Linked DNA regions of Homo sapiens: all the other regions are linked to region 1. A link is an interaction called in ENCODE POLR2A ChIA-PET data of the cell type or tissue named here. Cell type or tissue: HepG2. All regions are shown on one strand.

Evidence for each region. ChIA-PET counts read pairs that join two places held together with the same protein. Peaks named below come from ENCODE experiments on the same cell type or tissue, not always from the same donor. Only the 100,000 strongest peaks of a DNase experiment are listed, where the experiment ranks them.
Region 2: POLR2A ChIA-PET joins it to region 1 with 46 read pairs; 2 of 35 experiments call an interaction of 5 or more read pairs at or near these places.
Region 3: POLR2A ChIA-PET joins it to region 1 with 11 read pairs; 6 of 35 experiments call an interaction of 5 or more read pairs at or near these places.
Region 4: POLR2A ChIA-PET joins it to region 1 with 22 read pairs; 7 of 35 experiments call an interaction of 5 or more read pairs at or near these places.
Region 5: POLR2A ChIA-PET joins it to region 1 with 13 read pairs; 4 of 35 experiments call an interaction of 5 or more read pairs at or near these places.
Region 6: POLR2A ChIA-PET joins it to region 1 with 20 read pairs; 3 of 35 experiments call an interaction of 5 or more read pairs at or near these places.

The regions. Positions count from the first base shown.
Region 1 is chr6:3,911,359-3,915,358 of GRCh38, reverse strand. TGILR (TGF-beta induced TARBP2 interacting lncRNA) reads left to right here and starts at 3,357. Exons shown (of 1, transcript NR_198974.1): 1 at 3,357-4,000. It also overlaps the pseudogene RPS25P7. RefSeq lists a silencer at 3,430-3,627. In HepG2, no CTCF peak of the experiment used is centred here; DNase peaks (open chromatin) are centred at 1,128, 1,638, 2,128, 3,268 and 1 weaker place; H3K4me3 peaks cover 889 bases.
Region 2 is chr6:3,787,442-3,791,441 of GRCh38, reverse strand. LOC124901244 (a long non-coding RNA gene) reads left to right here and starts at 2,323. Exons shown (of 2, transcript XR_007059412.1): 1 at 2,323-2,487; 2 at 2,768-4,000. In HepG2, no CTCF peak of the experiment used is centred here; DNase peaks (open chromatin) are centred at 1,441, 2,091, 2,511 and 2,859; H3K4me3 peaks cover 2,381 bases.
Region 3 is chr6:3,823,546-3,827,545 of GRCh38, reverse strand. No RefSeq gene overlaps it. Among named protein-coding and RNA genes, the nearest start is that of FAM50B, 24 kb to the left of the region's middle. In HepG2, a CTCF peak has its summit at 1,905; DNase peaks (open chromatin) are centred at 1,355 and 1,895; H3K4me3 peaks cover 436 bases.
Region 4 is chr6:3,746,527-3,750,526 of GRCh38, reverse strand. All of the region lies in intron 1 of PXDC1 (PX domain containing 1), which reads left to right. Among named protein-coding and RNA genes, the nearest start is that of PXDC1, 3.2 kb to the left of the region's middle. In HepG2, a CTCF peak has its summit at 2,071; DNase peaks (open chromatin) are centred at 406 and 2,036; H3K4me3 peaks cover 1,407 bases.
Region 5 is chr6:3,804,568-3,808,567 of GRCh38, reverse strand. No RefSeq gene overlaps it. Among named protein-coding and RNA genes, the nearest start is that of FAM50B, 43 kb to the left of the region's middle. In HepG2, no CTCF peak of the experiment used is centred here; DNase peaks (open chromatin) are centred at 2,067 and 2,627; H3K4me3 peaks cover 964 bases.
Region 6 is chr6:3,796,194-3,800,193 of GRCh38, reverse strand. No RefSeq gene overlaps it. Among named protein-coding and RNA genes, the nearest start is that of PXDC1, 46 kb to the right of the region's middle. In HepG2, no CTCF peak of the experiment used is centred here; DNase peaks (open chromatin) are centred at 2,393, 2,833 and 3,624; H3K4me3 peaks cover 359 bases.

The DNA.
Region 1 (4,000 bases):
TGTATGGGGCAGATATTTGGATCAAGCACCTTGAGGAACTGGGAGGAGGTGGAGAACTGGAAACCACATCAAAGGTGGTTGAGCCCTGCTTCTTGTATGAGAATGAAAACGGAAATTGAGGTAACATCAAATGAAAGGAATTGACTGCACACTCTATTGCTGGTTTTTGCATTTTCTTAACTGGCTGTCACAGACTGAAGTTTTAATTTTAATGAAGTACAACTTATCAATGTTTTCTTTCATGGCTTGTGCTTTTGGTGTTTTAATTTTAATGAAGTACAGCTTATCAATGTTTTCTTTCATGGATTGTGCTTTTGGTGTTGTATCTAAGAAGTCATTGAAGGAATCATGGTAATCTGTATTCTCTCTGATGTTACTTTTTAGGAGTTTTATAGTTTTTCATTTTACTATTAGGTCTCTGATCTATTTGGAGTTAGTTTTTGTGAAGGGTGCAAAGACTATATATAAAGTTATATATATAGTTATATATATATATATATATATATATATATATATATATATATATATATATATAGTTATGGGGATATATATGCATTTGAACACCCGGTTTATAAACCGAAAACAAAATTCTAAGCCCCCAAACCATCTGAATGGAACCCTCCTCTTAGCAAGGGCGTTCGAAAGGTAACCTGAAAAGCGAGTTCAAGTCATGATGGGAAGCGGAGGTCAGACATGCCTCATTACATCCTCCTCCCTTTTGAAATTACTAATAGAACAGATTCTTTAAGTCTGATGAGAAATACAATCTATTCTCTCTGAAGCCTTCTACCAGGAGGCTTCATCTGTGTGATAAAACCTTGGTTTCCACAACCACTTATCTTAACCCAGACATTCCTAAGTCTTCAGACAATAACTTGACTCTCTCAACCAATTGCCAATCAGAAAATCTTTGAATCTACCTGTGACCTGGAAGCCCTTCAGCTTCCCGTTGTCCTGTCTTTCTGGACTGAATCAATGTACGTGTTATATGTATTTGATTGATGTCTCTTGTCTCATAAAATGTGTAAAATCGGTTCTCCGCTGCTCTCTGAGCTTCACAAGGGCACCCAAGGACAACAAGAAGAAGAAAGATGCCAAAAAGTTGGGCAAGAAAGACAAAGACCCAGTGAACAAATCCTGGGGCAAAGCCAAAATGAAGAAGTGATCCAAAGGCAAAGTTCGGGACAAGCTCAATAACTTAGTCTTGTTTGACAAAGCTACTTATGACAAACTCTGTAAGGAAGTTCCCAACTATAAACTTAGAGCTCCAGCTGTGGTCTCTAAGAGACTAAAGATTCGAGGTTCCCTGGCCAGAGCAGCCCTTCAGGAGCTCCTTAGTAAAGGACTTAACAAACTGTTTCAAAGCACAGAGTTCAAGTAATTTACACCAGAAATACCAAGGGCGGGGATGCTCCAGCTGCTGGTGAAGATGCATGAACAGGTTCAACCAATTGTACATTTGGAAAAATAAAACTTTATTAAATAAAAAAACAAAATAAAATAAAATGTATAAAACCAAGCTGTACCCTGACCCCACCTTGGGCACGTGTTCTCAGGATCTCCTGAGGGCTATGCCATGAGCCATTAGTCACTCATATTTGGCTCAGAACAAATCTCCTCAAATATTTACAGAGTTTGACTCTTTTGTGGACAAGTTGTTCCAGCTCTATTAGTTGAAAAGATGACCTTTGTTCCATTGAAATGTCTTTGTTCCTTTATTGAAGATCAGCTGACTATATTTATGTAAGTCTATTTCCAGGTTTTCTATTTTGTTCCATTGATCTTTTTCTCTGTTCTTTCACCAATACCACACTGCCTTCATTACCATAGCTTTATAGTAAATCTTGGAGTTGGATCCAGTGGTCCTTTTAAATAATAGTTACCATGAGTTAATCTTGACTATGTAGCAGGCACATCCATGGGCAATGAATAATGTATGTTCATTATCTCATGAACACAGCGACTCTGCAAGGTAGCATTCGTTATGTCTGTTTTACAGATTAGGAGGTAGGCTAAAGGAGTTAGTGTAATTTTTCCGAAGTCCTGAAGCTCGTCAGTGACAGAGCTTGGATTTGGAGTCTGTCCAGCCCTTTCCACCTATTCTTACTCCCTTGGCTTCCCACCCACTCTCATTTGCTGACTCACTGCCTATGAGGTAGTGTCTTTTGGCTTCCAAACTAGAGATTGGCAAGCACTGAGGAATGTTATAGGTCCCTAAAGCAAAACATAGGACAGACAGATGCTTAGAAAATTACTAAATATCATTTCCTTATTTGCAAGTAAAAAATCTCCCTTTCCATTTGCCCACTTAAGGCAAACTGCTTTTGTTTGTTTTTAAACAAAATTTTAGCCTCTAAGCTCTGCCAGAGACCTGGAGGGTGTGAAATTGTCTAAAGACCTATTATAGCAAGTGGAGAGCCTTTTCTCCTAAGTCCAGCTTCAGACCAAGGTGGCTTCTGCCGCTCTGATTTGTGTTTGTCTCTGTGATTTGTGCATTTCCAGGCCCCTCTGCTAGAGTACAGCATGCTTTCAAGCTAGGCTCTTTGGGCCTATGATTTTGACAATGTTCTGGCAGGTCTCAATAGAAACACTCCTGCTCGGAAATATTTTAATGGTAGGTGGAATAAGACAAATGACATATTTAGTGTAGAGTCTAGGACATAATAAGTGCTCACTAAACATTAGGCAACATTGTTAAGATTATGATTTTTGCTTGTCAGTCTCAAAATGTACTCCCTGTATATCCTTCATGATGCCTCGCTGTGACTATGGAGATGCTGCTTCATTGTCCTGTTTTGTTCCATTCATATATTGCCACTTCCAACATTCTGTTTCAAGTCACATTGAAGTCAGCATTCATTTGGCTGACAGCCTATCACAGGGCATCTTTCTGCATAAAATGAACCAATTTATAGTCATTGCTGACAGCTGTTTTTGAAGGAAAGACCATTTTCCTTAGTTGATTAGAGGAACAGTGATTAATTCAGCCCATCAGCCTGCAGCAGCAAATGCTAAAAAGGGCCTCGTTGTGTAAAGCCCCCCAAGTCTCTTAAAACCTACATTTTTGAATTTGTCAGAACTTCCTGAGCCCAGACTGGACCTCCAGAGGTCACTTAATGTACCCCTGGCCTCCTACACTATTTTTAAAGACCTCTGAAAAAAGACAGCTCCTGTTTCTCCTTGGCAGTGAGCCACCAGTGGGGGTGAATTTGGCAGCATCTCTGCTTCGGGATTCTGTGGACATTAGAGCGGGGGCCCTGCCTCAAAAAGTGACTCACTAGTGCCTGAAAGGCGATAAAGTCTGGTGACACATCACAGGGAATGTTTAAAGTGCATAGGGAGAGATTGTTTTCTTTCCCCCTCCTTGCACCTAGCAGGGAGAGGAGTGTGCGGAAAGATGGAGTTGAGACAGAAACTTGTTAGCATAACACCGAAGGAGTTTTGCTGTGAGTAGCATCAGCATAGCAGGAGAACATCCCTAGCTCTCCTGCCGCTGCTCTGCCACAAGGAGAGAAAGGGAAAAGCAAATTCAGCAGGACCTCTAGGACTTTGCTGTAGATCTCCAGGTGGAGCCAGGACCCTCCAGGAGAACTGATGGCTAGAAAAGACTGCAAGTAATGTGGAGGAAGGAAGAAGAGAGAGAGCAGAGAGAGATGATTCTTGCAAACATTGATCTGTGTAGAGCGGATGTCAACTTGATGGGATAAGACCTGGGTTGACTTGGTATCTGGGTTCAGGTCAGCAAACTCTAACGGCATTTCCTTCTACTAGCAGACAGATCTGCTCATCCTGCGACATTGTGGACAGTGCTGAATGGCTTCCAGAACATTCCTCTTATGTCTACTGGTTAAACTTTGAAGCATCTGAACCATTTGGGAGAGCAGGGACCCCCATGAACAGGAGATACTGGAGGTGTCTGAGGCCACTTCATGCCCTTTCTCAAGAGTGGCCTGCAGGTCTTTCAGCCACTGGCCACTGAAGTCCAGCTCCTGCCAGCCAT
Region 2 (4,000 bases), 120 kb after region 1:
GGTCTGTAGATCACGTGCCTTAGGTTTTTGTTTTTTTACTACTAGAAATAGATTTGAGCCAACACATCTACGACCTTATCTGATTCTCTTATAATCACTTCAGATGTCTGCCATAACATTTACCATTCAGTGTTTCCCAAACTGGTGCCTTGTGGAACACTTCTCAATGAGGTATTATAAAAGGGGAATTGAAAAAGTCTTGCATGCACAAATTTAAATTAAACAGAGGTAAGCAAAAGTACAGATTTATTTAATGCCAAACTTTCCCGTTTCCAGAATCTTTAACTGTTAACGTGTATAAGAAATTGTCGACTGGGCATGGTGGCTCACGCCTGTAATCCTAGCAATTTGGGAGGCTGAGGCGGGCAGATTACCTGAGGCCAGGAGTTTGAGACCAGCCTGGCCAACATGGTGAAATGCTGTCTCTACTAAAAATACAAAAAAGTAGCCGGGCGTGGTGGTGGGCGCCTGTAATCCCAGCTACTCGGGAGACTGAGGCAGGAGAATCGCTTGAAACCGGGAGGTGGAGGTTGCAGTGAGCCAAGATCACGTCATTGCACTCCAGCCTGGGCAACAAGAGTGAAACTCCATCTCAAAAAAAAAAAAAAAAGAAAGAAATTGTCAAGGGGCATGCAGTATACAGCATTGCCCAAACTTATTTGAGCTCAGAATCTTTTTTTTTTTTTTGGTACCATGCTTATGAACAACTCCAAAAAGAGTAGGCAAAACCTTGACTACACAGATTTGTGTTTTGCAAGCTCAGCCCTAGAAGCTGCCATCAGATGAACTGTGAGTCTGTTCTTCGTGCCTGGCACTAACTTGGGCCAATTCAGCTTCTGAGAGTCCCAGACTGGCTGGGTTCATCTTACCTTCCAACCTACTCTATTAATGCTTAATAATAATTTTTCATGGAAAGTACTTCAAAGTCTCAATTTCTTTCACCCACACACCAGGCCATCATTAGCCATTGACATGTTGATTTTCCATTGAGAGCAGGAGCTACGTCTTGCTCACCTTCCTGTCACCTTGGTTAACCCACTCATGACTGTCGAAATGGTCCTCAGTTAGATGCCTGCCCATCTCTCCAGGTATGCAAGGCAAACACTTCTATCTCCAATTGACATTAACAAAACTGAGGCGCGAAGTGAAAGTTAGAAAGTGGCACAACCAGGACTAGAACTCACAACTTGGGATGCCGAGTCATGAGGTCATTTTGCTAAAGGCATGCTGGTCTACGGCTCTAAACTGTTACTGAATAGTATTCTAAAAGGAAAAAAGATTGAGATTAAAATTTAAAAAATGACCACATTGGATTCTTGCCGCTCTCACCTCACAAGACTATCTGAAGAGCCCGGAGGTTAGTTGCTGCAGGGCTGAAGATGTTAACAAACAAAAAGAATGAAACAAACTCTTTCACAACCGGACAAATGAGAACAGTAAACAGGAACCCATCCTGCCACTGCCCAGGGAAACACATACAGACTGAAATCGCTCCTCTGTGGACCATCATATGAAACTCGCCCCTGCGGCCACACTGTTCAGAACTGTGCCAGGTGGTTACCCAGCTGACCCAAATCCTACCATCCAGTACTCAGTCCTTTGCCCGTTAACTAGACCTTAGGGGAGTAATATTGGGGATAGAAAATACATTATAAATTTAATTTAGCTCAATGTTATCCTATGTGCCTTTGCGGCATGCAGGCACAGTCAGGGGCTATTGGCCTTACTGCTGAGGGGCTGTGAGCCCTACAGTGGTTGCTTTTTCCCAAGGTTCTTTATCAAAGTTCCCAAGCTGGCCTGCATAGAGGAAGCGTGAAAGGCTTTCTAGTAATTCAGTTACTGCTCCTAGACCCAGCAGTGAAGGAATGGGATCAACACTGGGCCATAGCCCTAGTCAAAATATGATCCATAGAGCTAAGATGTCGAAACTCAGAAAAAAACACTGCTTAGACTAAGCATTATTTTGATAAAATACTTTCATGTTGGAAAAACCTAGAATTACAAGCATTTCCAAGGGAATGTGTTTACTCCACACTGTGAGTTGCCAGCAGCAGGAGAGAACCACATATTTTCCATGAGGATGAAAGTTCACCTGGATGGAGTCATTTCAACATTCCTACTGACTCAGGGAGATCATCCGGAGAAAGTTCAGATGAGGACACCATAACCCGTGTTCACAAATGGTCAATAAACCCAGATTCGGAGTGTTTAGTAACAGAACTTAGCCTGGAGCGTGTGTAACGTAAGTCAGCAGGTCTGAACCTTAGACTGTCTGGACCACCTCCTCATCGCAGAGGTGGCGATGCTGGGCCTGCCCTGCTCACACGGCTGAAGAGTATCACTGGGAAGGAAGTGGGCTCGTGAGATAATCCAATCCAGTGCTTCCCAGCCTTTAATGAGAAATGGTAAACCAGTGTGAGGAAGAGCACGGATTCTGGAGTCAGACGGCCGTCCAGTGATGGAATTCTGGCTCTGCCACTATCAGCTGTGAGTTGAGCAAGCGCCCTGAAAACTCTGTGACGTGGAAATTACAACACGTGAGCACAGAGAACAGCACAGAGTGCATTCCACAAATGGTGGCTCTTGGCTGACCCAGACCCAGTGAGAGGCAGCTCTGCCCTGGCCCCAGGCTTTACAGGGCCCCAATCCAGCCCCTACCCACTGGGGTGAGGACGTCACCTGGAGCTCATGTGTCTTTCTGTAGACCACATTCCAGGTAACTGGGACCCCAAATTTCCTGCCCAAGTTGCTCTGTTCTCACTTTCAGGTCCTGCATGAAGGGATTCCTTAGGATCTGTCTTCCTGGGGAGCACCACACTGCAGGTGACACCACCCGTGGGCCTGAGGGGTGAAGACAGGCAGCTGTTGTGAGTCACGCACAGAGCTTGGGCATGTGGTCTAAGCAGGCCGAGCCTATGCATGAGAGCCCACTCAGGAGCTGGGGTGAGAAGAGGAGGGGGCAGGCCAGAGGCCAGGAGCGTCCTGCACTGCTACATACTGTGCTGTTAACCTCACGGTGCCCAGAAATTTTACATTTGAACCTTGTCTTCAGGTCATGATGAAGGTATATTTGCAAAGGCAGGAGGATATGGACATATTTATCAGTTTGGTGAGCAACTTTTAAATATTTAAACCTATGGTGCGTGGGCCTCCATGTGCGCTCTTGCCTGGGGCCCCGCAAATGTTAGGGGCACAACTGACTGCTACAATTGTATATGTTTTTCATTGCATCAGCCACTCTATGGAAGATCCCATATTCTACCACGTTGAATATCTGCTCTTTCCCAAGAGTCATATTTACATGGCTTCATTTTTATGAGGAATGAATGAGAAAGTTTTATGGCTTCTAAAAATTTCATTTTTAGAGACAGGGTCTTACTCTGTCACCCAGGCTGGAGAGCAGTGCTATAATCATAGCTCAGTGCATCTTGGAACTCCTGGGTTCAAGCCATCCTCCTGCCTCAGCCTCCTGAAGAGCTTGGATGATAGGTATGCACCAGGCCCTGCTTCTTATATTTATTCTTTAAGGGAAGTTCAAAACAAACGTAAAGAAACAACAGCCTGTGGGCCACTGGACATCAGAGTGTAGTTCATCGGGGCGAAGAGGCTTGTTTTAGAGTCAGTGCGGCCCTCGGAATGGTCACGTTGGCCCCTCAGAAGCAGAAGTTGGTTGATCCCTGTTCCAATGCTCAGCCACTAATGAGCCTCAGCTGCTCCCTCCATCTCAGCTTCTGTGCCTTTCTTTAGATTATTATCAAACACATGTGTTTATTTAGCTTCTCATGTATTTCTTATTTTCTGCCCCGCTTAACAGCTAAGGTGTGCGTTCCTTGAGAGTAGAGGCTATGTCTAATATCTCTGTTTCTGGCATAGAACTGAACACATAAGCATAGCTTAGGAATATTTGTTAACTGGGTCATCAAGGTGTCTGACAGGACGAAGTAAGTTTGGTTTCTAACATAGTTTTAGATGTTCTGAATTCTTCTAAAAATAATACATT
Region 3 (4,000 bases), 88 kb after region 1:
GCCTCAGCTCCTCTCAGTAGCTGGGATTACAGGCGTGCGCCACCATGCCCAGCTAATTTTTGCATTTTTAGTAGAGATGGGGTTTTACCATGTTGGCCAGGCTGGTCTCGAACTCTTGACCTCAGGTAATCCACCCGCCTCAGCTTCCCAAGGTGTTGGGATTACAGGTGTGAGCCACCGTGCCCGTTCAATTTTTGTAGTTTTAGTAGAGACGGGGTGTTACCATCTTGGCCAGGCTGGTCTTGAAATCCTGACCTCATGATCCACCCGCCTTGGACTCCCTAAGTGCTGGGATTACAGGCGTGAGCCACCATGCCTGGCCAGTTGTATATTTTCATTAGTGTGGCTCTAATAAACATAAATGTCTAATCTTATCATGCCGAACATGATTATACTAAAATACACAGGGAGTTTCTGAAACACATACATGCTTTTTAATAATGAATCTGCTTATTATCGTGTTATTCTCTTAGATCACACAGCACACAAACACTCACAGTCGTTCAGAATCCTTGCCATCAATCTGGGTTCTGACCTTAGCTAGCTGTCCGACCTCAGGCAAGATACCTCCTGGGACCTGAATGTCCTCATCTGTAAAACTGCAACAACTCTATCTACCTGGCAGCATTGTTGTGAAGATGAAATGAGTTAGTGCAAGTAAAGTCCTTTTTAAAGCTGGGTCTATCACATAGTAAGTGCTCAATAAATTTAGCAATATGTGTTTGTGAGCAGGTAAGAGCAGTATCTGGATAGCTCCTGTCTCTGACCCACCCGATCCCTTCCTCGTATTTACAAGTCATTGATATTTTAGTTTCAAATTCATGTGTCCAAATTCTTTGTTAGACTTTTCCTTTCCTATTAGCCCTTTCACTCCAGAGCAAGGATGGTAAGACGCTCAGGGAAAGGTTGTGATGTGATCACAGATTGCTGTCTACATTCACACTCAGCTAGGGTTACTTGCAGGAGAAACCTGCCCCTAAGCACACAGTCCACGTGTGCCAGGGGTGGACGCACACAAGGGCCCTGCTGCCACCATGGCTGGGACCTTGCCCGCCTTGGGCACAGGCAGGGCCCAGCTTTTCAGATGAGATCACCAGTGTCTGACCCAGGAGCCAAGTGCTCAGGCCAAAAGACTCCAAATTAAGCCAGCTGAGGTGCTTTCTTTTGAGATGGGAGAACATGTGTTCCATTCTTAAGGGGAGAAAGCAACTCAGGACTTCATGTTTTCATTGTACTTGGCTCTCACTGCCTCTAACTCCAGGCGTTTGTGGAACAGGGAAATGAGCTCCGAGTCAAATGATAAAGCTGATATGATTCATGTGTCTTTCAGGAGGAAAGAGACAGGAAACGGAGGCCTGGCTGCCTGGGCTGTGACGTTGCCCCTCTGGCATGCTGTCCGGGCCTGGAAAAATGCAGCTGGCACTGCCTTGAGGATTCGGAGCAGACAGGAGTTATGTGGTTGCTTGGCCAACTCCCGAGTACAATAAACTTAATCTTGGAAGTCTTACTCTCGAGGGTGAGGAAAGGGTGAAATGTCGGTATGTAGACTCTGTCGCCAAGAAGCACAGGAGAAATGAAAGAAGAAACAAATCCCTTCAGTTAAAATGCCAGTGGAAAAACACTTCTGAAAAACAAACACCGAGAAGCACAATGTGTTTTTATGTGCTTGAGATTTTTTAAAAACGAGTTTTGGAAAATAGTCTCTTGATGTTTACATAGTTCCCCGTGAATAAAGGGCAACTGGGAATTTGGACTGGCCTGGCTCTCAAGTAGGGGTCCGCAACCTGCAGCCCGAGGGCCCGTCGGTCGCTGCTGGCTTCTTTCTATGAATGCTGCCCTACTGAACACAGCCGCGCCCCTCCGTGACCTGTGCCTGCGGCTGCTCTCATACTACCACGACAGAGCGGTGGGGGGCGTTGCAGCACTCACCTCACAGCACACATACATCAAAATAGTTACTGTCTGATCCTTTACAGAAAAAGTTGACTGATCCTTGGTCTAAAACAGGAGAGGGAAGTACTCACTCACCTCAGTGCCCATTTCATGCAGAGCTGCAAGAGCTCTCTGCCCTACCACAGTGCGGCCACCTAATTGTCTCTCCTTGGCAGAACACATGCTTGGCTGGCGGCTGTGGGGAGGGCAATCTGGCTAAATAATGCATCAGCAGGGCTGCCTCTGTTCTTAGTTTTCCTGCAGACTTTGCTGGGTCATGCAGCTAGGTTAGATTTCAGAGGGTCCTGCAGAACCACACTGACTTCTAGTTCCCTGTCTCCTTGTCTGTAGGCCCTGTGAGTGCAGGGCAAGGCCAGCTCATTTTTGCATCTAATTTGTACCATAGAATCGGTGCTGAATAAATGTTTTTTTTTTTTTTGAGACAGAGTTTCGCTCTTGTTGCCCAGGCTGGAGTGAAGTGGCACCATCTGGACTCACTGAAACCTCCACCTCCCAGGTTCAAGCGATTCTCCTGCCTCTGCCTCCCAAGTAGACAGGATTACAGGCATGCACTACCATGCCTGGCTAATTTTTGTATTTTTAGTAGAGATGGGGTTTTACCATGTTGGCCAGGCTGGCCTCAAACTCCTAACCTCAGGTGATCCACCCGCCTCAGCCTCCTAAAGTGCTAGGATTACAGGCTGAGCCACTGTGCCTGGCCATTAAATGTGATTTTAAATAATAAACAAGTGCACACACACTAGATTACATTTTCAGAATTACCAAGTGAGTGGGAGTCTCAACCCCATCTGTTGAGACCTTATCCCACGCAGACTGTCCAGAACCTCAACCCAGCAGGGTTCGACCCAGATATGAGGGTTGCAGGGCAGCTACAAAGGTAGCCCCTCTTCAAGCCAATATACGTATTTTTACATTAGTCCACATTATTTAGTGGGAAGAAATAAATTTTCTTTTAGTAAAACTTGGTAAAAGATATATCTTTTACCATATATCATACCAAGATACCATATATCTTCCTTTCCATCAAGGGCTTTATCAGCACGTTGAATACAACAGAACATCTCAACGTGCTGAGTTTGGAATTGGCTTTCAGTTCACAGTTTTTCTATCACTTGTGACTAGATTATGATTCAGTCATTCACACCAAGAATTGAAATAACAATCTAATTCAACATTGATTTAATAATTATTAATTGTTCTTCCTGGCCTTCATTACCCTAAAAACATGTTGCTGTTGTTGTTGTTTTTTTCTGGAGGCCTTATTCTCTTGAGTTTTCTTTTGCAATTTTCTGAACACAACAATTTCTTGGTTACATGTTAAATACTTTGAAATTTATGCAATAAAACAAAACCGCGCAGTCCCAGGAAACATCCCTCTACAGCGCATTACTTGGTTTCGGAATCTCGTTGACCATGGGGTCAGCTTCAGCAGGCTGGTTTCAAGTTTGGTGTCGGGAACCCAGGGGCCGCCCCCTTCAATATTTCCCCAACTAAGAAAGGTGAGCACAGGCAAGGGGATCTGTCTTGCTTCCTCTTCAAGGCTTGACTACTATGGTTGGTATAGGACAGGCTTATATTTAGCCATTTATCTAATGAGTTGTATGTGGAAACCTGAATTCATCAACATCCCGGTTGTGATGGATTCCAGTAAGGTTCGAGCACATCCATATTCCTGGTGCAAGACAAGTCTCCTGAGTGTCCCGCCTCCTAATCCCGCTTAGCTGCCTCACTTCCTTCCTTCACAAAGATTGAGTCAATTTACAATCTTAGAGCAACAGATCACCACAGAACAATAATGATAGTAATGATGGCTCCCATCAGACCGTGAGCTCCATCAATAGGGATATCTGTCTCTTTTGTTTGCTCACTGCTAACACCACACTCCAGGGCCCAGTCCAGCACTGCTACGGCCAAGGGAAGTAGAGTCTGGCTAGCAAACCATCAGGTTGCAATAGACAGGCACTCAATAAATACTTGCCAAATGAATGAATTTGCTGAAAGCTTACTGTGGGTAAAGTTCTTTCTGTGTCATTTCATTTAACCCTCG
Region 4 (4,000 bases), 160 kb after region 1:
GGTGGAAGCCGGGAGGACGCAAGAGAGAGGGACTGGAATTGAGACGGGAAGAATTGCGGGGTGGAGGGGGCAGGCCGAGGAGAGGGGCCGCCTGGGAGGGCCGGGAGGGGAGAAGGGGCGGGAAGACTGGAGGACTTCCGAGCAGGTCCCACCCCCCTCCATGGGTGACCACCTGTAGCTCGGAACATTGGGACAGTGGCCCAGCAGCCTTCTTTTCTGCAGTCCTCCTCTAAGCAGAGACCTCCTGAAAGCTTGGGGCCAAGTTACTGAAGCAGAAGGTGGCCCGTCCAAGTCTCCCCAGCCTCCTATCTGGCTGCGTTCTTGAGATAACCTGTGCTTTCCCCTGGCGATGGCCCCAACCCCAGTGTGAGAATTACGTGGATAATTAGCTTAGTTCTCATGACACATCTTTTGGAAGGGCTCCCACAGCCAGCGAGTTGGGGCCCTGAGCGAGAAGGCCCGCCTTTCAGGCCTCCCTCTGCTCCCCAGAGCCTCACATTTATAGCTGTTCTCCAGACAGTTGGGTGTTATTTCAAGCATGGAAGCAGTTTTCCTTGGATTTGCTGTTTGTTATGATATTTTAAATTTAACAAATCAATGCCCAAATCAGGAAAGCATCGTGAAGGAACAGCGGTTTATTCAATGACCTTTCCTGGAACGAGGCTTAAATACACTGGAGTCCCTGAGCTTCACTGTGGTCAGGCGTCTGAGCTCCGTGACCCCAGGCAGGCTGGTTGGAGCGGGATCCCCGTGGGGCTCCCCACCTGTAACTTTGTGCTTGTGGTCTCTGACGTTTGTGAGGACTGAAAGGCATGGTAGAGGGTCTAACAAGAGCAGGTTCTCCATAAATGCCAGTTGTCATTGTTACCGTCCCATCAGCTGCTTCTGGCTGGGGTTGGGCCAGACGGTGGAAAGAGGGCGTGGTTTCAGTTGCATCCACGCTGGTGGAAATACCTCACCTGGAGCAGGAGGGAGGGGCGTGCCCTGCACACACCCTGGCTCCGCCTCTTTTGCTGTCGCCCTAGTTGTGCTGGGTCTGTTACGCGGTCACAAGCTGTGTGGACACGCAGGAGTGGCTCAAAAGAGTGAAGAAAGGTTGAAGACGCGAGCGATTACCGTGGAGAAAAGGCTCAGAAGGGATATGATAGCTACCTCCAAGTACCTCAAGGGGAACAGAAATCAGAAATAGGGGTCAGAATGATGGTGGCAGGGCTGGTGGGCGGTGAGTGTGAGGTCCAGCGGCTGGGTGTAAAGGACTTTCTCACAGCACACCGTGGAACTGTTGGAGCTGCTCTCTCTGCTGGGGACAGTCTGGCACACCCTGGAGGGGGTGAAGAGGGGAGCCTGGGACCAGAACCGGGACCATAAGCCCTGCCTTCATTCTAGTCCTTGGTTTTCTGAGGGGCAGTTAGTTGGTCCCTGCCCAGCACCACCTGAGTTTTGTTGTGCAGCGCCAGGGAAGTCCTTTCCCTTTCTTTGATCCTTTTAAGTCCAGGGAAATTGTTTGCCAAGTAAAATATATCCCAGTAATGTAAAAGCAGATTGCACCTTATTTCCATGCAGATTTATTGTTTGCATAAAAAGATTATCTGGATATACAAACTATAAACACAAAAGGCAGCCAGATGTGTGTGCTTTGCTGTGCTGCAATGCCGGCTTTTCTCTGCATCATTCCCTATCACATTCCCCAGTTTACATGGATTGAACTGTTTCTGGGACGGGTTAGATTTGCATTCTCTAGTTCCATTTAAGAGATTTGTGAGGAAATCTGGATTTCTGAGCTTCTGCTGGCAGTGGGCTGGTGACTCTTGGAAGTGTCTGCACACCCTTGGAGGGTGTGGGAGCCTTGGCCCCACTTGCAGCTTTGAATCTGCTAGCAATTAAAGGGATGCTGAGCCCTTTTCTTGGTCCCTTGAGTACTGCAGTGGGGGAGAATGTGCTTTTTCTCTCTCTGCACACACACACTGTGGAGTGGTGCTTGGAGGCCATCCCTGGGCCTTGTATGTGTCACGGTGACACATCTGCAGGGATATGTCAATCCCTGCCTGGGGTGGAGGCACAGTGCTCACTAGCGCTCTCTCCTGGACTTCTGTTTGGGTGAGGTCGGACCGGGCTGACCTCAGGACTTGCCCAGCTTCTGTCCTCTCTCCCCTTTCCTCGCACTCTCACTCTCCCACCCGACCTTCTTCTCCATCCAGATTGGATATGCCCCCTCTCCCTTTCTTGTCCCGCAGCCCTAGGGGAGGGAGGTAGCTGTTTCCTGGGGATATTGTCGCCGGGTTACCAAGGTGTTCCGTTCTTGTGTTTTCCAGACTCTTAACACCAGTGGGCCCAAGTCTTTCATTTCAGTCCCCTCTGTGCGATACCTAACATGGTTCAGGGTTACCCTTTATTTACATCTCTCGCATCTAGGAAGGTTTATGCTTTAAAACATAAACATGTTGAATTTCCTTGTTGGCATTTTGAGGCTCCTAGACTTTTTCGATTGTTATTTCTATAGTTTCAGGCTTTGTGATGTCTGAGCCAACCAGGTCACCACTGCAGCAACAGATTGTGTTCCCGAGTAGTCAGGTGATCTTTCATTCTTAGTAGCTGTACAATCAACATTTTGCTTTTACATTCATTCCATCAAATATCTGCATAGTGCCTACCACATGTGTAGGTGATGGTGGCACAGCAGTGAACAAGAGACCAAGAACATCCCTGCCCTCATGATTCTTATATTCTGGTTGGGAGAAATCCAATAGTAACAAGATAAACAAGTAACAAATACATTAGATAGTGATACATGTTCAAAAGGAAAAATAAGTAAGCAAAGAAAGGGGCTCCGACTTACAGGAGCAGGGGGAGGGGTTTTGCGTTTAGACAGGGTGATCGAGGACAAGTGACTTTTGAAGAGAGACATGAAGGAAAGCGGGGATCATGCCATTGGGTGCCTGGGGAAGTCGATTCTAGGCAGTGGAAGAGCAGGTGCAAAGGCCCTGAGGCTGGCATGTGCCTGGTGGGTTTGGGGAGTGAGGAGGTACGGTGGCTGGTGTGGAGACTGTTGGTCAGGAAGGGAGAGAGGAAGGTCGTGGTCACATTTGGGCTTTTATTCAGAGAGGGCTCTGAGCAGAGAGGTGATTTGGCCTGACTCAAACTCGGGCTGCTGTGCTGGGAAAGAGCAGGGGAGGCGTGGAGGCAGGTGCTGGGGGCTGGTGCAGCAGAGCAGGTGGGAGAAGTGGGCAAACGCTGATGTGCATTGAGGGAGAGCCACAGGGGCACTGCAAGGCCAGACATGGGGTGTGGAGTAGTGTGCAGATGACCCCAGAGTTTTCAGCCTGAGGTGCAGGACTGGCAGGATTGCCATTTGCTGCCATGGGGGAGTCGGCAGGAGGAGTTGACATGGGGGAGGGGGTGGCTCAGGAGGGCAGCTTGGGAGGCGGCATTTTAGCGTTTTCTCTTAGTAAGGCCATGATCACAAGCCCGCCAGCCCATGTGGTGCTAATGTACCTGCCTGTGCTCATCTTTATCACCAAAGACATTCATCTACCTGCATGCTAGGAGACTGTCGTCTTAGATTTGAGATCCGAGTACCAGGGGACTGGCATCTGGGACATTACCAGAAAAGGGCTGGACACAGATGTGACTACCAGACTCCCACAACCCTGACAGCTCTAGGAAGATGCGTGATTTGATCCCAGGGCCTGAACCTGCTCATGCTGTTCTCGGGTGGACAGTGAGGGGAGAAGCCCTGTGTTACCCTGAAACATAAGGGAGAATCCCACCCGATGGCCAACTGCAAAGCCACGGAGTTTACTTTCTTAGTGACAGTGGCTCAGAAATGATCATGGGCCACACCAGTCCCGGGCAGCAGAGCAGGGGCACAGAGGCACCATCTCTGCCCCATCCAGTGGGCCCTTGCAAGTGGGGTGCTGGCTGGGCCTGCCCTTTGCCTTCAACCATAGCTCCACCCCCGTGCAGAATTCACCTGCGTCATTCTGCCCCACCCAGAGGGGCA
Region 5 (4,000 bases), 110 kb after region 1:
GACTCTAAGCTGAAAGGGCTCAAAGAGTGATGTCCAACCTTTCTTTACCATAAAGAAGACTGGGTCCCAGATGTGTGGAAGGATGGCCTCTTCTATCCATTCCTTTGAAAATAATGAATCACTCTTTCTAACACAGGAAGACATTACTATAATCTGACCCAGCGACTGGGTTCTGACCCTTCACCCATTTCTGTTCAACTCCCTCAACCTTTTGGGAATTCCTGGCTCAGGCTGCCCACTCCCACTTGCTACTGGACATGTTTGTAATCAGCTTTCATCCGCCTCCCCCTCCCCACCCACCTGGGATCCTGCCATTGGCTTCCCTCTTGAAGCTTTCATTTATTCTACTTATAACTCCTAAGGAGATGCTGCGGCTTCCAGACTTTCTTATTATTGTAAAAAAATTGAGTAATTCTTACTTCATCATTTTGGCAAACTTTAGGATAATTTTATGGTAATTTCTTCCATTAAGATCTGTTCTTGCAAAGATGTATCTGCATGAGTGATGGCTCACCCCTGTAATCCCAGCACTTTGGGAGGCCGAGGTGGGTGGATCACCTGAGGTCAGGAGTTTGAGGCCAGCCTGGCCAACATGGTGAAACACCGTCTCTACTAAAAAATGCAAAAATTAGCTGGTCGTGGTGGTGTGCGCCTGTAGTCCCAGCTACTTAGGAGGCTGAGGCAGGAGAATTGGTTGAACCCAGGAGGCAGAGGTTGCAGTGAGCCGAGATTGCACTGCTGCACTCCAGCCTGGGTGACAAAGCAAGACTCTGTCTAAAAAAAAAAAAAAGTTCAAGTACTTTCTAATGGAAGTGTGTCCAGGCTGTGGGGTGGGGGAGACACAGGGGAGGAGGTGTGGGAGGAGGTGGCGGCTGTGTGGTAGGAGTTGGGGGGCAGAAGGAAGGCTCTTCTTGCCAAGGTACTATGAAGCCCAAAACACCGCTATTAAAATATGGGTATGAAGGCCTAGGCTTGACTTTGGTTCAAAGTTTTTTAGGAAGTAATTGTTTGAAATTCAAAAGCATTTTCTGTAGAAACAGTATCATAAATGGAAGATTAACTTTTCAAACAAACCCACAAAAATGTATTTAATCTTTTTACTAATTATCTTTTCACTACTATCTTTTTACTATTTAATTGCTAGCTGTGTCAAGTAGCGCTTTGACATCTGCCTCAGTTTCCTCATCTGAAAAGTGGGGACGCTGATATAGATGCCTGTCTCAGGGTTATTGGGAGGATGACATGGATTTATGTGTGTAAAGTTCTTCTCTTTTCTTTTTTTGAAATGGAGTCTCGCTCTGTCACCCAGGCTGGAGTACAGTGGCGAGATGTCAGCCCACTGCAATTTCTGTCTCCTGGGTTCAAGCAATTCTCCTGCCTCAGCCTCCTGAATAGCTGGGATTACAGGCAACTGCCACCATGCCCAGCTAATTTTTGCATTTTTAGTGGAGATGGGGTTTCAGCATGTTAGCCAGACTGGTCTCAAAATCCTGACCTCAGGTGATCCGCCCACCTCAGCCTCCCAAAGTGCTGGGATTACAGGCGTGAGCTACCGCACCCGGCCACGTATAAAGTTCTTAGAACAGTGGTAGGCCCATAATTAGGTTTACATTTATTGTTATTATTACTTGTCGCAAAACTCTAATATGCTTCAACCCCTGCTTTTAGAGCCCTGCTGAGTCTAAGGGGGGCTCAGAAGCCCCAGTGGGGTGGGACTCCCTTGGGAGGGTGAGATTCCAAGGTAGCCGCTGAGGCAGAGACGGCAGCCCAGGGGACACGAGATTGAACTGGCTGCTCCTGCCTGGAACGTTGGTCAGCTGCGTCTGTAGAGTGGAGTCTTCCTGAACTCCAGGGGAGGTTAGTCTTTGGGTCAGACACTTTAGACATGACAGAATGGAAGGGGGTGGGTGTCCTGAGACCTGGCACGGGCCATCGTGAGCAAGTGGGGGCCACTGGACAGGCTGTGAGACGCAGGGCTGTCCCCTGTGTGCCTTCCCAGGGATTGTCCCAGCCCTGCTTTTTCAAAGGCCTTGCTTGACACAGTGGGAAAGTTCTTTATCACTGCTGCGTTGGACTTTGTTGCCAACAGATTAACCCAAGGCCAACTAAGAATTACTGAGAACAAAGTCAAAGGCTTCCGAGTTCCCCAGGTCTCTCTTAGGGCCCTTGTCTTCTCTTTCCACTGCCTTTTGAGTTAAAGAACATAAAGGTGCTGGGCAGGAAGAAAGGAGACCACCTCCCAGAGGAGTGTGGTGTAGAGGAGGGGGATTCCAGACGAGGCTGGAGTTGGAAGACAGAGGGCATGGCCGGGAGGACGACCTCGGCTGCAGCGGTGGCTGTGGAGCCTCCTGGGCTCCTGTCTGCACCCCTGGTCCTGGCTTCACAAACAGCCCTTCTTACTTCTACAGATCATTTTCCTTTGAGCACTTGTCTGGCCCTTCCGTTTAGACTTCCCATTTTTAGCCTGTGTCCTCTTCACTATTATCTTAGGAGGTTTACAAAAGTGAGCACTGTATAATTATGTGTATGTTTATGTGTGATCTGAGTAATACTTTGTACTCTTCACACACACACAAGCTTCTCCTCTGTAATCTGCACATGTAGCAATTCATACTCGTAAACACAACTTCCATGACATCCCGGAAAGGGAGTTGGAGTCATTTCCGTTTTGAGTAGTAGGGGGCGAGGCCTCTGAGGTAAGGATTTTCCTCAAAATTCCTCCCTGAGACTCTAATTCACCCAAAAAGTATTCATTGAGCACTTACTGTGTGCCAGTCCCCACTCTAAGTGCTGGTGATACTGCCATGAACAAAGAGATGCAGTCCCCGATTTCATGGGACATGGCATTTTTTCTAATAAAGTGGCATTTCCTAATTATACAACATGATATTGGACCTTTTCTACACATCTGCGTCCAGCACTGTTAGTTTTTTTGTTTGCTGTAGTGGTTCATAAAAATCAGTGACTACGATTCATTATTTAGGCCAGGTGTGGTGACTCAGGCCTGTAATCCCAGTACTTTGGGAGGTCAAGGCAGGTGGATCACTTGAGGTCAGGAGTTCGAGACCAGCATGGCCAACATGGTGAAACCCTGTCTCTACCAAAAAATATAAAAAATTAGTTGGGCATGGTGGCACGCTCCTGTAATCTCAGCTACTCGGGAGGTTGAGGCAGGAGAAGTACTTGAACCTGGGAGGCGGAGGTTGCAGTGAGCCGAGATCATGCCATTGCACTCCAGCCTGGTCAACAGAGTGAGACTCCATCTCAAAAGAAAAAAAACAAAAAAACAAAAAAAAGATTTTAACAGATTCAATATTTAAAATAGAGGCTTCTCATTTCCTGTTACATCTAGCTTTCATCCATGCCTCCAAGTAAAACTGCCTTGCATTTGAGCAACCATTTATCATCACTGTAATGATTCAGATGTCTAACTTGGGGTAAGGCCAGAATAAAATTAAATGGGAGATCTGTTATAGATTGAACTGTATCCCCCTACAAGATATGTTGAAGTGCTAACCAATATGGGATGTTTGAGTTACATCAGTTTCTCAATCGCAGTACTACCAACACTTTAGACTACATGCTTCCATGTTGTGGGTGCTGTCCTGGGCATAACAGGATGGGGAGCGTGTCCTCGGCCTCTACCCACTAGAGCTAGTAGCACCAGGACCACCCCCAATCAATCATGGCAATTAAAAATGTATTCAGATATTGCTAAATGCCCCCAAGGGGAAAATTTCCCCCAGTTAAGAATGAATGATTTTTACAATCCATCAAGAGGCTGGCTGGGCGCGGTGGCTCACGCCTGTAATCCCAGCACTTTGGGAGGCCAAGACGGGTGGATCACGAGGTCAGGAGATCGAGACCATCCTGGCTAACACGGTGAAACCTCATCTCTACTAAAAGTACAAAAAATTAGCCGGGCGTGGTGGCGGGCGCCTGTAGTCCCAGCTACTCGGGAGGCTGAGGCAGGAGAATGGCGGGAACCCGGGAGGCGGAG
Region 6 (4,000 bases), 120 kb after region 1:
TAAGATTGCCACTTGCTCGAAGTGTAATTTGTACCCAAGGAAGGCTAAAATGATGGCACTCCTGACTCCTGACTTGGGGAACTCCTCACCTGCATTCGAAGTTCATCACAGATATTCTGGCTTTTGAATTGTGTTTCTTTTTCCTCTTTCTCTCCAGCCGTGGCCTTCTTCTCTCCCCCAAATAGATCCAATTGCATCAGCCATGGCCTTCTTCCCTGAATCCGCCATACCCTGCCTGGCCTTTGCATGCACAGTACCTGCTGCTGGGCGCGCCCTTCCCGCCTCTGTCTGCAGAAACCCTCTCCAGTGCCCCCAGCTGGAAATAACCACTCCCTCTCCTGGGCTTTCTTGGCCACATTCTTATTCATCAGGATTTTTCTGCAAGGGCCAGAAACTTCAAACTAATTTATGCAAATATGGGCAATTTATGGGTCTCAAAACCAAACTCTAGGAAGGGCAGTGATGCCAAGAGGCAGGGATCAAACTTCATTCACCAAGGAGCCCAGGGGCAGGAAGGAGGCGTCAGAGTTGGGCCAGGGCGGGGAAGTGTTCTGTGTTCAGCAGCAGCTTCCATTCAAATCATTTAGTGGGTGCAGGGCCAGGGAGGCCAGAGGAGGCTGTTGGCGCTATTGGCAGGAGAATTGGGAAGACGTGATGGGAAGATAGAGCACTAGCTGTCAGGATGGTTCCACCTCTGCTAAAAAGGGATTACATTTGACTTCTTGGGACACCTGTGGAAGCTCCGTCCTCTCATGCTGGTTTGTGAGCTCCTTAAAGGGCAGTGCCTGGTCTTGTTGGTATTTCTGCCACCCCAGGGCAGGGCATGGGCACAGCAGTGCCTACACCCAGAGGGCCTCAATCATGTTTGTTGGGTCAAATAGTCATTAATAAGGTCGTTTGGCACTGATGAACTTCACGTGGCGTAATTCATGAAGCGTGTGACATTTAGGACCTCTGGGTGGGTTAAAGAGCAGATGAACAGTTAACAAGTCGTCAAGGTCACCTTTCCCCTAGCAGACTGACTCACCTGCCTTTAGCCTAACCCATCGTTATTTCTCTAATTAAGATAAAGAAATAAAGCAAAGATTTACTGTCAAGTAACCTAGCTACTGCTTTGTTAAATTTTTATCTGTGAAAGATTAATTATCTGATAGTGCCTTATTTTGGATTAGTACAGTCATGATCATGATGATGAAAAACACCGTTACAGGTTTTAACTTACCAAGTCCAACATTTCTTTATTTTCTCTAAGTGGCTGGCCTCCCCTTTACTGCTATGGCAGCATGAGATAAAGCAGTTGACAATATTCCAGTCAACTGTTACTTTTAAAAAGAGAGGTGTTCATTTTAGACTTACTGTCCCAAGACCTCTAGAAAAAAAGTTCACATTAAATAAAGGGATTTTTTGAGAAGCATATAAATAGTTTGCTCTATTGGGCAGCAGGAAATGCTGGGCGTGCTGTGTACTCAGGGCTCACGGGGTGGGAAGGAAGTGGCCTGGAAGCAGAGGGCTCTCCCTCCAGGCCCCATTGACAACTTGGGTATTATCCTTGGTCCTACACTCTGCTCCCCACCCGACAGATTCTACCTTCTAAAGTTCATCCCACTCCGTCTCCTCATCTTTGCTCCCCATAGCACCATAGTCTGGGCCTACATTCTCTCTCCTAAGACCAGAGGCTGGAAAACTCTTTCTCTCAAGGGCCAGTGAGTGTTTTAGGCTCCATGGACAAGCGGTCTCTGTCCCAGCTGCTACTCAACTGGGTGCCTGAGTTGAAGTGGCCACAGCAGATGCATAAGTGGTGGGTGTGGCCACGCTCCAGTAAACCCCAGGCTGCAGCTGGGTTGTACCCTCAGGTTGTTGCTTGCCAACCCCTGGAAGCATCCGTTAGCCACTTCATCTCCAGTCATTGGCCTGGGTTTTTCTCTTCTTTATATCCCCAGACCCTTACGGAGTGTCTTGCACCTAAGAGATATTCAATAAAATTTTGTTGAAAGAATGAATGAGTTCCCTAATCTAAGCATGCATACCTATGAGGTCATTCTATTACTGAGCTGCCAAATATTGTTTCCAATTTCATTAACTTAAGAGATTTGGAACTCTTTGGAGATTTACTAAGAACTAGAAATCCATTTCTCTCCTAACCACACAATGTACATATTTACTTACTGTTCTAAGCACACTTGTTTTAGAAACACAGAATCCAGCATCTCTTACTGTAAGCATTTTAAAACACCTTCCTGTTAGTGAAGGTAAGCGTGGTAAGTGTGATCAGATCTTAAACAAGAGGAATTTTGTTTTCATTTAAACAAGAGCATCTCAGACATAAGAGAATGATGAAAAGGTCTGTCATTGGCAGGAAGAATACGATATCATTAAACTTTGTGTTCGGTCAGACATATTTTGCATGCCTTTATGGTTAATCATTCTTAGAAGAGATTCCTCACCTTATTACTCCAAATCACAGCAAAAAGGCTTTGTTTTAGCTGTTTTGCTTTCATTTAGAAGGGACGCCATGGGTCACACAGCTTCCCTCTGCCTAAACATCACCTCATGCGGAGGGGTGTGTTCCCTTTGGGACTAAGCTTGAGTGTCCTACCCTGAGAGGGCACAGAGTAAGATTTGGGTGAAGTATCCGCCACCCACATTAGCAGATTCTTCCAAGGTACTATGTTTTAACAGCTGTTAGAGAATGACAGAGCCAAATCCCACCCCAACAGACAAGCAGAGTTTGGGGCTAGACCCCTTAGGTAACTATGCATATCTCAGGGGCCAGCAAGCTGCCATAGCTGGCTTTCCCCGGCTTGTGGGAGCCCATTGTACACATCTGCTCCCAGTGACTTCACACTGGTAGCCTGAAGTGAGTGATGATGGGAGTATTTACACAATGGAAATAGGCCAATGATACAAATCAGGGCATTCTAACACTGTGGGTGTGAGACTGATCAATGTTACTTGGTTCCTGCTTTCAAAGAGTCTGTCTGGGAGATAAAGCATGGACATAGGAGAAGATCCTAATAATGTCAACCTCTCAAAGGGACCTTATGTAAATTTCTTAACCCCTCTGCATCTCAGTTTTCTCATTGATAAAATGGGGGTAATAATACCTCGCAGAGGAGATAGAAGGATTAAATGAAATAATGTATATAAAGCATATAGCTTGTGGGAAGGTTGATAGTATGTACTTATTAAAGGTGACTATTGTTATTACTGACTAACTAAAGAAGAAAGGGTTTAAGGATGAGAAGAGTATCAGGAAATTAAGATCTGAGGCAAGTGAGCCTATGGCAGGAGTTTTAGTCTACAGACTACTGAATAGCTAAAGGGTCAGTGTCAGCCATCTGGTCTACTCTGAAGGCCTAAATAGCATAAGAATCTTCCAGGAGGAGGTTTGGTTCTGCTCCTGGCTCTCATATCACTTCTGCACGTGATGTAAGTGTTCACTCGCAGCCTCATCTATCAAAGAAATCAAAAAATAATCAGGAGAGAAACAGCTGCTATCAAAACCCGCTCAGCTGGCCCCAACCCAAGGTCTCAGGAAGAAGACAACAATACATGGAGCCTACAATGAAATTGGTGTCTATGGAAGCAGGAAAGAATCACATGCCTGCTACAACACGCTCTGAATGGGCTGATTCCACTGTGCTTTCAAAAGGAAGCTCTTACCATGGTAACTGTGTCAATGTGGACACTCTGAGCAAATGCAAAAAAGACACAGGCTAAGCTCCTGTTTCCTTCCAGGAAGTAGAAAATATTGTCTCATGTGTGTTTCTGGAGGATTCTTTTAACAATTTTGTTGAGTTTATACCTTCCTCACCATGGAAATCCAAATTAATAAAAGTAGAAATATTCCAAATTTTACACACTAGGACTTAGAGATGTATCTGTTTATGCACTCAAATGAGACGGCAAGTGAGCAGTTTGCTAACAAAGGACTCCTTTCAGATGGTGTCATCCATAGTTGCCATTGGATATGAGTTACCAGTTAAAATTCTTAGTTGTA